Regions from separate parts of the Homo sapiens genome. Here region 1 is linked to region 2. Evidence: chromatin contacts called from ENCODE Hi-C or POLR2A ChIA-PET data. All regions are on one chromosome and are shown on one strand. The core of a region is the stretch at or near the end of the contact, and the rest is flanking DNA. Distances in the headings are between cores, read along the strand shown. Region 1 holds the start of OSBPL6 (oxysterol binding protein like 6). Region 2 holds the start of TTN-AS1 (TTN antisense RNA 1).

Region 1 (5,590 bases), core at 2,882-5,381, 330 kb after region 2:
TTTATTTATTTATTTATTTATTTATGAGATGGAGTCTCGCTGTCACCTAAACTGTAGTGCAGTGGTGCAATCTCGGCTCACTGCAACATCTGCCTCCTGGGTCAGACCTCATGAGGTCAGGAGTTCAAGACCAGCCTGACCAATATGGTGAAACCCCCTCTCTACTAAAAATACAAAAATTAGCTGGGTGTGGTGGCATGCACCTGTAGTCCCAGCTACTAGGGAGGCTGAGGCAGAAGAATCGCTTGAACCCAGGAGGTTGCAGTGAGCCAAGATTGCGCCACTGCATTCCAGCCTGGGCGACAGAGCGAGATTCTGTCTGGAAAGAAAAAAAAAAATTGATACTACACGCCAAGATTCTTCATATTTCTTTTCATTATAGTCAAATACCTTTGACTCTCCTCTTCTTTTTTAGGACAGTAGTTTTAGTTTTTAAACTAATCCTTTTCATTTTCTCCAAACTTGAGAACTCTCATCTCAATCAGCAGTGCCTCCTAACGAGGAGCCTTGGATCTCTCCTGGTAGTCCCCACCTATCTGTTCCCTAAACTTAGTGTATAAATGCTTTGAGTGGTTCACTGTTGGAAAATTTCTCATGGCTCCCTCAACTTCTGTTCATATCATTTTCTAAGTCCACAACAGCCTTCCTCTTCTCAGCATGACCACTTCCTGCTCAACCTTTTTGCAAATTTCTTCCATGAACTCTGGGCAACTCATGCCTATGCATAGGGACTGCATCTTCATCTTTCAACTAATATCTTGTAGGCTTATTGTCTTGTGATAACTCTATTGTCCTTATTTTCTTTTTCCTTAGAACCTTAAAATATCATCACTGGTCCATGCATTATCCTCTTTCTTTTTTTTTAATACAATATCTACCCCCATCCAAAGTTTCAATTACCCATGGTCAATCTGGTTCTGAGAATAGGTAAATACAGTGTAATAAGATAATTTGAAAGAGAGAGAAACCACATTTACATAACTTTTTATTACAGTATAGTGTTAATAATTGTTCTGTTTATTATGATTGTTAATCTCTTACTGTACCTAATTTATAAATTAAATTTTATCATAGGTATCTATGCATGGAAAAGAAGCATATACATAGGGTTTGGCACCATCGGAGGTTTCAGGCATCTACTAGGGAACTTGGAACATACTCCCTTTGGATAACGGGGGAATTACTGTACAATGATCACCTAGAAACTCACCATGAAACCCAAGGACTAGGTCATTATCAATAACAAACATCCATGTGTGTGTTCCTCCCCACATGCTACCCTCCAGTCCATATAAAAGATAACTGCCATTCTAAGTTTTACGTTCATCATTCTCTTGCTTTCTAAAAAGATATGTATTTCAACAGACATATATGCAAAACAGAAGTGCATGTTTTTATTTAGTGTTTGTATTTGGTTGTTTCCCTGGTTTATGTAAATTAGTACAACCATTTGGGAATATAATTTGGCAATACTTAATAAGTTGAATATTCACATAACCTACAAACCAGCAATTTTATTCCTTGGTATTAACCCAAGAGAAACACTGGCACGTGTGCCCAGGAAACAACAATAATCAGAGCAACACTGCAATATCTCAAAAAAAAAAAAAATGGTCAGAGAGGAGAAAAGAGAAACATACTGCGTTATAAGACACATAATGGAATATTTTACTGCAGTGAAAGTCAGTGAACTACAACTACATACAGTATGAATGAATCCAGAGATATAATATTGAGTGAGGAAAAAAAAGTTCCAGAAGTCAATGGATACTATGAGACCCTTTTTCCCCCAAGATTTAAAACCACTTTTTAAAAAGTATCATAATTATGACCTAACCTTTGCAGCAAAACAACAAAATCCTTCTTTTGAGAATGTATGCCTTACCTTTCAAAACTATATTATCTTCTCTCTAGTCCAACAGTTTCATGAGTAAAGTCATAAGAATTTTTATCTCCTTATGCAGTTTACCTAATCCGGTATCTGTGGTGGTACTAAGACCTCCAACCACAAAGATTTCATCTTGGAAGGACTTTATTTTTCTCCTTGAAATAAAGTTAACTTAAGGTTATAGCAATCTAGGGATAAGAAAACTTACATATGTGATCCTATAAAAGTCCAGCAGAACTACCTCATACTAAAGCCAAGAGTCACCTGACAAGTCATAGTAATCTGAAACTGAGGTACCGCCAAAGGTAATCCATCCACTGAATGTATAATGGCGTTATCAACATTGCATCCAAAAATATGAGCAAAACCAGAATTTTTAGGCTTTCTAAAAGCCTGAAATTTTAATTTCAAAATATTTCATTTTTACCTTAAGAAAAATTATTTTTTAGGGAAAAAATATATGAACTCCTACTGCAAAAGAATAATAATAATAAAATCCACCAATCAGGGCCTTTCCCAATGAGGGCTATGCATATTCTCTGTAGGTGATTATTGCTGAATTACACTGCAGCTTCCCTTCGACCTTGGGAACCCTGCTAACTCTCAGAGTTACTGCGAGGTCTTCTGTTTCATTTATTATTAGTCTTTGTCTCCGCAATGCTGTAGCATGTGATAGAAATATCAACGTTGTGAGCTTGCAGTACCCAAAACTGTAGAAATGTTTCCAAAAAATAAAGCGGGGGTTGGGGGCGGGGGGAAGGATGAAAGAAGGAAAAGAAACAAAAACAAAACAAGAGGAAAACAAAGTTAATGTATTAAGATGGGAAATTTCTTATTTTTACCTTGTGAAGACTACATTTCCTAATCAGCTTAGTGATATGTAACCATTAGTATGCAATTTTTAAATTTAAGAAAAGATGTCCAAGAAAATTATTTAGAAAAAAAAAATCACAACTGAATATAATAGACAATTGGCTAAACTTAGCCCAGCAATTTAAAAATGAAAGTTCCTATAGAAAAAACCTTACAGGATTTTGTGTCCAGAAGAGAGAAATAATCTGGCAACCCAGTGGGTTCACTTAGTTTCGTGTCATTTGCTTCATGTCCATTATGTAATGCTTCCCCTAGCTTTAGGTCTCTATGTTTAAGCAACCGTTCAGGTATATCATAGAATTGTCACAAAATCAGTATCTGGTTATAACTTTCAAAAACAGCTTAAAAGGTGCCTTGCAGATGTGTCTATACGCAGCAGAAGCTTTGGGGAGAAAATCCGCTTGTGTCATTACTTCTCCAGGCTTTCTCCTCAGGTCTCCCATTCCCTCCTCCCCCAGCATCCCCGGCGACACGATCTGCGGGCAGCTCCCGGCTTGATGCAGGGGAAGCACGTCTTGACTGCAATGCAAACGCTGTCCCGGTCTGAACCAGGGAAGGCAGACTTGGCCCTGGCCGGGGGAGTGGACGGAGGCTGCCGGGAGGGCTGCAGGGGCGCCAGCAGCGGGTGGGCAGGGGTGCCCCGCGAGGGCAGTCCGCAGTGCACGCGCACAATAAAACCCAATGCACAACTTCCCCAGCCGCTCCTCTCGGCTTCCCCGATTCCCTGAAAGGTGCGGCGTAGGCGTTAGCTCTCGCGGGCGCGGGCGCTCTCACCCGCGCCGGTTCGGTTTTCCGCTGACAATTACATCAGTCCTTCTCCCTGCCCCTGCTTCAATCCCCAGGCAGCCTGCGGGGAGCAGGGGCGCCGGCCCGCGCGAGGGAATGCGAGCGCTAGTGGCAGGCGGCCGGAATTCCCTGGCAACGAGGGGGAGGGAGGGCGGCAAACCGGGACCGCGATACAGACGCCCCCTCCCATCCCGGCCGCGAGAATGGGCTGACACCGCCGCCCCCACTTCCCTGTAGCCCGGGCTATCGGCCGGGGGCGCCTCCAGGGGGACGGCGATGTCCTGGGGACCCGAAGCTGCGGCTGCCCACCCACGCGTCCCTCGGGGTCCTCGGCCCGCCGGAGGCGCACAATGCCCCCGGGCCGCGATGCGGGCACCTTGGCGCCCGCCCCAAGCAATCCCTTTGCAGCTAGGACACCTACCTGGAGGGCGAGCGGTGGCGCCGCGGACTCTGCGGCGGCTGCGCGGCTGCGACGGGAGGCAGGAGGCGGAGAGCCGGCCCCGGCAGGCGGACTGGCGCGCGGGCTAGTGGAGGAGAGGAGGCATGGGCGCCGCCTGCACCGAGCCGCGATCTCCAGCACCGACAGCGGCGGCGGCGACCGTGCTGCGCCTCCAGTGGTCCGCTGCGCTGCAGCCCCTCCTCTCCCACGGGCGGGGCGCGCTGGCGGGGCGGCGCTCCGGGTTCCCCGCCCCCGGCTCCCGCCCGTCCGCCCGGCTGGAGTGGAGCGGCAAGCGGCTGGGGCTCATGCTGCGCACCCGCCCTACCGGGCGCCCCTCCCTGCGCCGCCAGATGGGCTAAGGACCCGGCGCCCTGCGCCCTGGTCACGCGGGGTCCCACAGCCAGGGCTCTCCCCTGGCCCGGCCTCCGTGGGAACCCGTGGTGTCCCGAGATCACCCGCAGTGGAAACCCCGAGTTGCCATCCGCGGGCCTGCGCGCAGTAGCGGAGCCCTCGCCCCGCGCAGTCCGGCGGAGGTGAGCCGGCCGCGCTCGGGAGGGTTGCCCAGAACGGCTCCAGCGCTCGGCCCAGGAGCGCCGCAGCCGGGAGCACTGCGGGAGACCGAATTCCGAAAGGAACGGCTGCCTGGCGGCCTCCGCTCGGGGCTGCCAAACCCATGTCCCTGGGCGCCCTTCTGAGGTCGTCATTTCATACACTTACGCGACTGTGCGTGCCTGCTCCCGTCCCTGACTCGCTCGGGAGCAAAAACTTCCCGGGCCCAGAGAAACACCTGGGTTCTGCGAAAGGAAGAGCCGGTTCCTTCAAGCCCCTGGCAAAGCCGATCAAAGTCAGTCAGTCCCGCCTCACTACAACCCTTCCACACCCTTAAACCCTTCCACACTCCAAGCCACTCCCGGCCTGCGTTCGGTGTGCAGATTAATCTAAAGGCAAATTTGCTGGGAGGGACGGGGTAATGTAAATATTTGTACAGACATTCTGTAAACGAGTGACTGCGGACATGTCAATATTTCAAGACATTTGTGTCATCATCATCTGGGGGTGGGAGGCGGAGGGGGAGTCCAGAGGACATCGACTGGACTTAATGGGAGCTATTACAGAACATGCTGGGGTGCCTTCAAAAATGGAAGATATTGCTTACTAATGAGGCAACTGTGATGGCATTTCATTGTGCCCTGTGCTGACAAAATGATTTGCTATGAAACATAGTCGACTTTATGCACTCCTTCCCACATGCAGTTTCTCTTGAATCTCCAATCTCACCTGTTGGATTAGCTTTTTCCATCTAGACTAGCAATGTTCTCATGTCCTCTGGTCACAAAATAATAGATGCGGGACCCTGCGACAATGGCAGTTTGTCCTTCATTCCTTTGCTGTGAAGACAGGCTCCTCAAGGGAGCAGCTGGGATGCTGACCTCTGCTTCATCACAGCCACCCTTTCTACTTACTCCTTCTGAGTTCCATTAACAGAAACTCTACTGAAATGGCTTTCTCCCTTAAAAGAAAAAAAGCTAAAACCCATGTATTTAAAAAGAAATACAAAAGTGTGAACGGAAATGAGAGTACACACAGCACACAGAATCTTTACC
Region 2 (5,066 bases), core at 1,060-3,559:
AACACTTTTACACTGTTGGTGGGACTGTAAACTAGTTCAACCATTGTGGAAGTCAGTGTGGAGATTCCTCAAGGATCTAGAACTAGAAATACCATTTGACCCAGCCATCCCATTACTGGGTATATACCCAAAGGACTATAAATCATGCTGCTATAAACACACATGCACACGTATGTTTATTGCAGCTCTATTCACAATAGCAAAGACTTGGAACCAACCCAAATGTCCAACAATGATAGACTGGATTAAGAAAGTGTGGCACATGTACACCATGGAATACTATGCAGCCATAAAAAATGATGAGTTCATGTCCTTTGTAAGGACATGGATGAAATTGGAAATCATCATTCGCAGTAAACTATCGCAAGAACAAAAAACCAAACACCGCATATTCTCACTCATAGGTGGGAACTGAACAATGAGAACACATGGACACAGGAAGGGGAACATCACACTCTGGGGACTGTTGTGGGGTTGGGGGAGGCGGGAGGGATAGCATTAGGAGATATACCTAATGCTAAATGACGAGTTAATGGGTGCAGCACACCAGCATGGCACATGTATACATATGTAACTAACTTGCACATTGTGCACATGTACCCTAAAACTTAAAGTATAATAATAATAAAATAAAAAATAAAAAAAAACAGCCCATGCTAATAAGTTCTTTTAAGCAAATGTTTAAATTATCGTTAGATGTATTCAGCAATTTTGTTTAAAAAGCCTAGATATAGTTCTCATGGATATATTTATCCCCAAAAGTTTATCTTCTAAATATATCAAGAAAAATATTTTTAGGAGAGCTGATTCAACTCGGAATCAGCTGTGATTCAATATCTTTGATGGATTTTGAACATCTACAATTCACAATCTTTTGTGCTAAACACCACAGGGAACAATACAAAGATGATTAACACGGTATAGATACTGTCCCTCAAAGAGCATAGTGAACGGAAAAGGACAACTTCAGGGAAAATGATCAGTTGTGAATCTGAGTCCATATTGGCTACTGCAGCTCCAAATTGAGACAGAACAAATAAAGGACCTCAGAACTAAAGAACTATTTTATTCCCAAGTCTAGATCAGTTGTTTTAAAAGCATGGTAGAATGACAGTATATGGAAGACTGACACTATTTTAAATAGTGTCATTCTACTATGCTTTTTAAACAACTGATCTAGACTTGGTAATAAAATAATGCCAAAAATATCTGTATTTGTCCACTTCAATTTGTTAATCATAATTATAAGCCTATGATGTTATTTGCCTAAATTCACCTCCTTAATGTAGGTACAGGTGACCAAAGCTGAAGCAAATGTACTGTCAGTTTTCATTCTCCAGAGAAAAATCCTGGGTCTTCATTAATTTATTCAGCAAGTTTTCCGTCTTAAGTCAGATTCCCTAAAAGCAGAGCCTGAGACGGGGATTCTTGTCTCAGAAATTCTTTGAGGGATTATTACTCTCAGGGAAAAAGGGAATGGGGCAGCCAGCAGATAGGGCAGAGGAAGCAAGCTGAGCACGAATGTGGTCTCAGCAGAAGCCTCAGCCAGATCTCACAGGGAGCTTCAATCGTACCACAGAGTTGGTTCCATCTAGGAGCAAGGGGGCTGACATTTTGTACCCCCTTACCAACCAGTCAATGGCTACAGGCTATAAGCTGAGGGGCTGAGGAGGGATGGAAGAGGGAAATAAACCTTCCCAAGTGAAGAGGGGTGCCTGTTGGCCAGGACAATTCTCCGTGGACTAACGCAGCCAAACAGTGAACAATCGAGAAATCGATGGAAGAATACACATTTCCTGGGCATCTAAGTGATGCCAACAGAACCCACTACATCATCTTACAATGTTAAATGCCTATTCTTACCTTAAAATGAGAGGCAGGACTGGCTAGGTGATGCCTAAGGATGATTCCCAGCCTTGACATGCTGGTATTCTCACATATCCTATCCGTGGCTGATATAGTCTGTGCGGATGAAAATTCCAAAACCGAAGACAGGATTTCGCACTTGCTAAAGTTGGAGCTCCCAGGCGCTGAGATCCAATTTGGGCCTGGGAGAGTGGGGAGGGAGAGCAATCTGCCCAGTGAAGGAGAGCTGCGCTAAAGGCAAGGTTTTACTTCTTTTTATCCCTTAGCGAAAAGCCCACTGCCTCTGAAAGTAGCACGGTGTGGCCACACGGACACATGGGGGAAGTCAGTCAGAGGCGCTCCAACAGAACGGCCAGAAGCCCCTTTCCTGGCTTACCAGGCAGCCTCCTTCCCCTAACTCCTCCAGAAACAGCGCTCCTCTGAAGACGCGGGGGGAGGGTCTTCCGGCCCCACACCCCACCTTCCGCAACGCCAGGAGTGGTTCCTCAGCATTATGGCGTCATTTCCGAGTCAGACCCGCTCTTCTCTCCCCATGTCAACAGAGGGCGACAGGGAGCACCAAGCCGAGGCGTGCTTTTTGGTTCCAATCTACGCCCTCCACAAAACCCATGAGCAAGCTTCACTGTCATCCTGCCCCTTTTTTTTATTCACGTCTATTTTATAAACCCCACACCCTGGCTACATGATCAGCCGAATCATGTTGCAATTACATGTCTGCATTCAAAACCCTGAGGGCCCCGCTCAAATCTAGGAACTGCTGTTTACTAACTTACTTCACCTGGGGCAGGTTACCCAACTTCTCCATTCTTTGACATTCTCGTCCATAAAATGAGAATAACAGCAGCAACCTCACAGTATTATTGTGACGATTAGACAAGTTACTACTTGTAAAACTCAGAACAGCGCTTAGCAGAGCACCCAATAAATACCAGCAATCATTATTCTGTTAGGGACCACAGTACAGAATATTGAAGCTAGGGACTAGAGAAGCAGCACTTTAGAGGGGACCTAGCCTAGGTCTCACTGGTACTCATTAGATGTACGGCAGGCCACCTTTATTCTTGGGCAACCTGTCCCAAGATCCCCCAGTGGAATCCTGAAACTGTGGATAGTACTGAATCCTACAAATACTATGATTTTTCCTTTTTTTTTTTTTTTTTTTTTTTTGAGACGGAGTCTCACTCGTCACCCAGGCTGGAGTGCAGTGGCGCAATCTCGGCTCACTGCAAGCTCCGCCTCCCGGGTTCACGCCATTCTCTGGCCTCAGCCTCCCAAGTAGCTGGGACTACAGGCGCCTGCCACCACGCCAGGCTAATTTTTTGTTTTTAGTAGAGACAGAGTTTCACCTTGTTAGCCAGGATGGTCTGGATCTCCTGACCTCGTGATCTGCCCACCTCGGCCTCCCAAAGTGTTGGGATTACAGGCGTGAGCCACCACGCCTGGCCATGATTTTTCTTATACGTACATGCTGATACGGTTTGGCTGTGTCCTCACTCAAATCTCATCTTGAATTGTAGCTCGCATAATTTCCACCTTGTGAGAGGGACCTGGTAGGAGATAATTGAATCATGGGAGCCGTTTCCCCCATACTGTTATCATGGTAGTGAATAAGTCTTACAAGATCTGACGGTTTTATAAGGGGAAACCCCTTTTGTTTGGTTCTCATTTCTCTCTTCCCTGACACCACGTAAGATGTGACTTGCTCCTCCTTGCCTTCGCCATGATTGTGAGGCCTTCCCAGCCACGTGGAACTGTGAGTCAATTAAACCTCTTTTCTTTATAAATGACACAGTCTCAGGTATGTCTTTATCAGCAGCGTGAAAATGGACTAATACGCATACCTATGAAAAAGTTTAATTTATAAATTAGGCAAATTAGGCACAGTAAGAGATTAACAACAATAATAGAATATAACAATGTACTATAATAAAAGTTTTATGAATGTGATCTCTCTGTCTCTATATATCTTATTGTACTGTACTATGGGTAACAGAAACAGCAGAAAGTGAAACCACAGATCAGAGGGGACTAGTGTATTCATTTTCTAGCACTGCTGGAACAAAGTACCATAAATCGAGTGGCAGACACAACAGAAATGTATTGTCTCGCAGCTCTGGAGGTTGGAAGTCCAAAATCAGGGTGTTGGCAGGGTTGGTTCCTTCTGAGAACTCTGAGGGAAGAATCTCTCCTAAGCCTCTCTCCTTTTCTGTAGATGGCTATTTTCATGTTCACACGACATTTTTCCTGCATGTCTGTGTCCAAATTTCTCCATTTTAGGATACCAGTCATACTACTGAGGCTCATCCTAGTTACTCCACTTCAACTTAATTACCTCTATAAAGCCTATCACCAAATAAGTTCGCATCCTGAGGTACTTGAGGTTATGAGTCCAACATCTCTTAGGGAGGGACATAATCCAACCTGTCACCCTAGATGTGGCGGACATGGAACAGCACCTCTTTATAGTAAGTGTTCTGAGGGAATTTCTGAAAAGACAGATTTTTTCTCTATCCAATAGTAGCTGATTATGTAGATGAACCATAGAGGTTGTTAAACCAGAAACGATGAACCATAGAGGTTGTTAAACCAGAAACAGCCCATAAAATAACAGGTTAAATTGATATCTCCATGGTGACTGATTCAAGAAGATTGTTTTATGATCGTGCTCCAGAAAGAAAAAGTAATTTTCAGTTTTGTTTACTCTGCCCCAAACGTAATTTTGAGAAATTCAGGTAGAGAAAGTCATTTCCTTGTAATAGGAGAAAATAGTGACTGCTACTTAAGTAGGACTTTTGAAAATAGACTGGCCCATGGGTTTTTATTCTAAGGTTATAAAATATGAAAACTTGCCTTTATGCATTTTGGTACCTCTGGGTCAATGTTTCCCAAACTCTGCTCTTCAAGATGTTGTGGAAAAACTGTTCCACAGCCTAATAAACTTAGAATTTGGGTAATTTTTCTTCTCTATACAGGATTTCTCAGTCTTTTATGAGCTATGAATTATGTTTCCAGGAGGTGACACAGTGTTCCCCAAATTTATTTGAAGACAGAATTTGCTTTTCATTGGTGCTATGCATAATGCAGGTTGAGACAGGCTATATGAGGTGGAAACACTGAAGATGTGGAAAGGAATAGATCTTGGTTGAAGAGGCAACTGAATATCCTCTAAGAAATGAAGTTAAGTGCTATGATCAAAGAAA

The links. A loop is a pair of places that touch in the nucleus more often than their neighbours do. ChIA-PET counts read pairs that join two places held with the same protein, here RNA polymerase II (POLR2A). Pooled maps may share reads with other maps.
Region 1: a loop to region 2 is called in a map of naive thymus-derived CD4-positive, alpha-beta T cell, with 3 times the contacts of the local background. The contact joins the promoter of OSBPL6 here to the promoter of TTN-AS1 in region 2. A Hi-C loop is called at or near these places in 1 of 168 maps with a recorded cell type or tissue (naive thymus-derived CD4-positive, alpha-beta T cell), 1 of 37 single-sample maps with no recorded cell type and 10 of 50 pooled maps. POLR2A ChIA-PET finds 5 or more read pairs at or near these places in 1 of 52 experiments (AG04450).

The regions. Positions count from the first base shown.
Region 1 is chr2:178,193,053-178,198,642 of GRCh38, reverse strand. OSBPL6 (oxysterol binding protein like 6) reads right to left here and starts at 4,131. Exons shown (of 25, transcript NM_032523.4): 1 at 3,969-4,131. RefSeq lists silencers at 3,147-3,441, 3,888-4,577.
Region 2 is chr2:178,520,434-178,525,499 of GRCh38, reverse strand. TTN-AS1 (TTN antisense RNA 1) reads right to left here and starts at 2,309. Exons shown (of 7, transcript NR_038271.1): 1 at 1,864-2,309. RefSeq lists enhancers at 2,282-2,431, 2,108-2,620.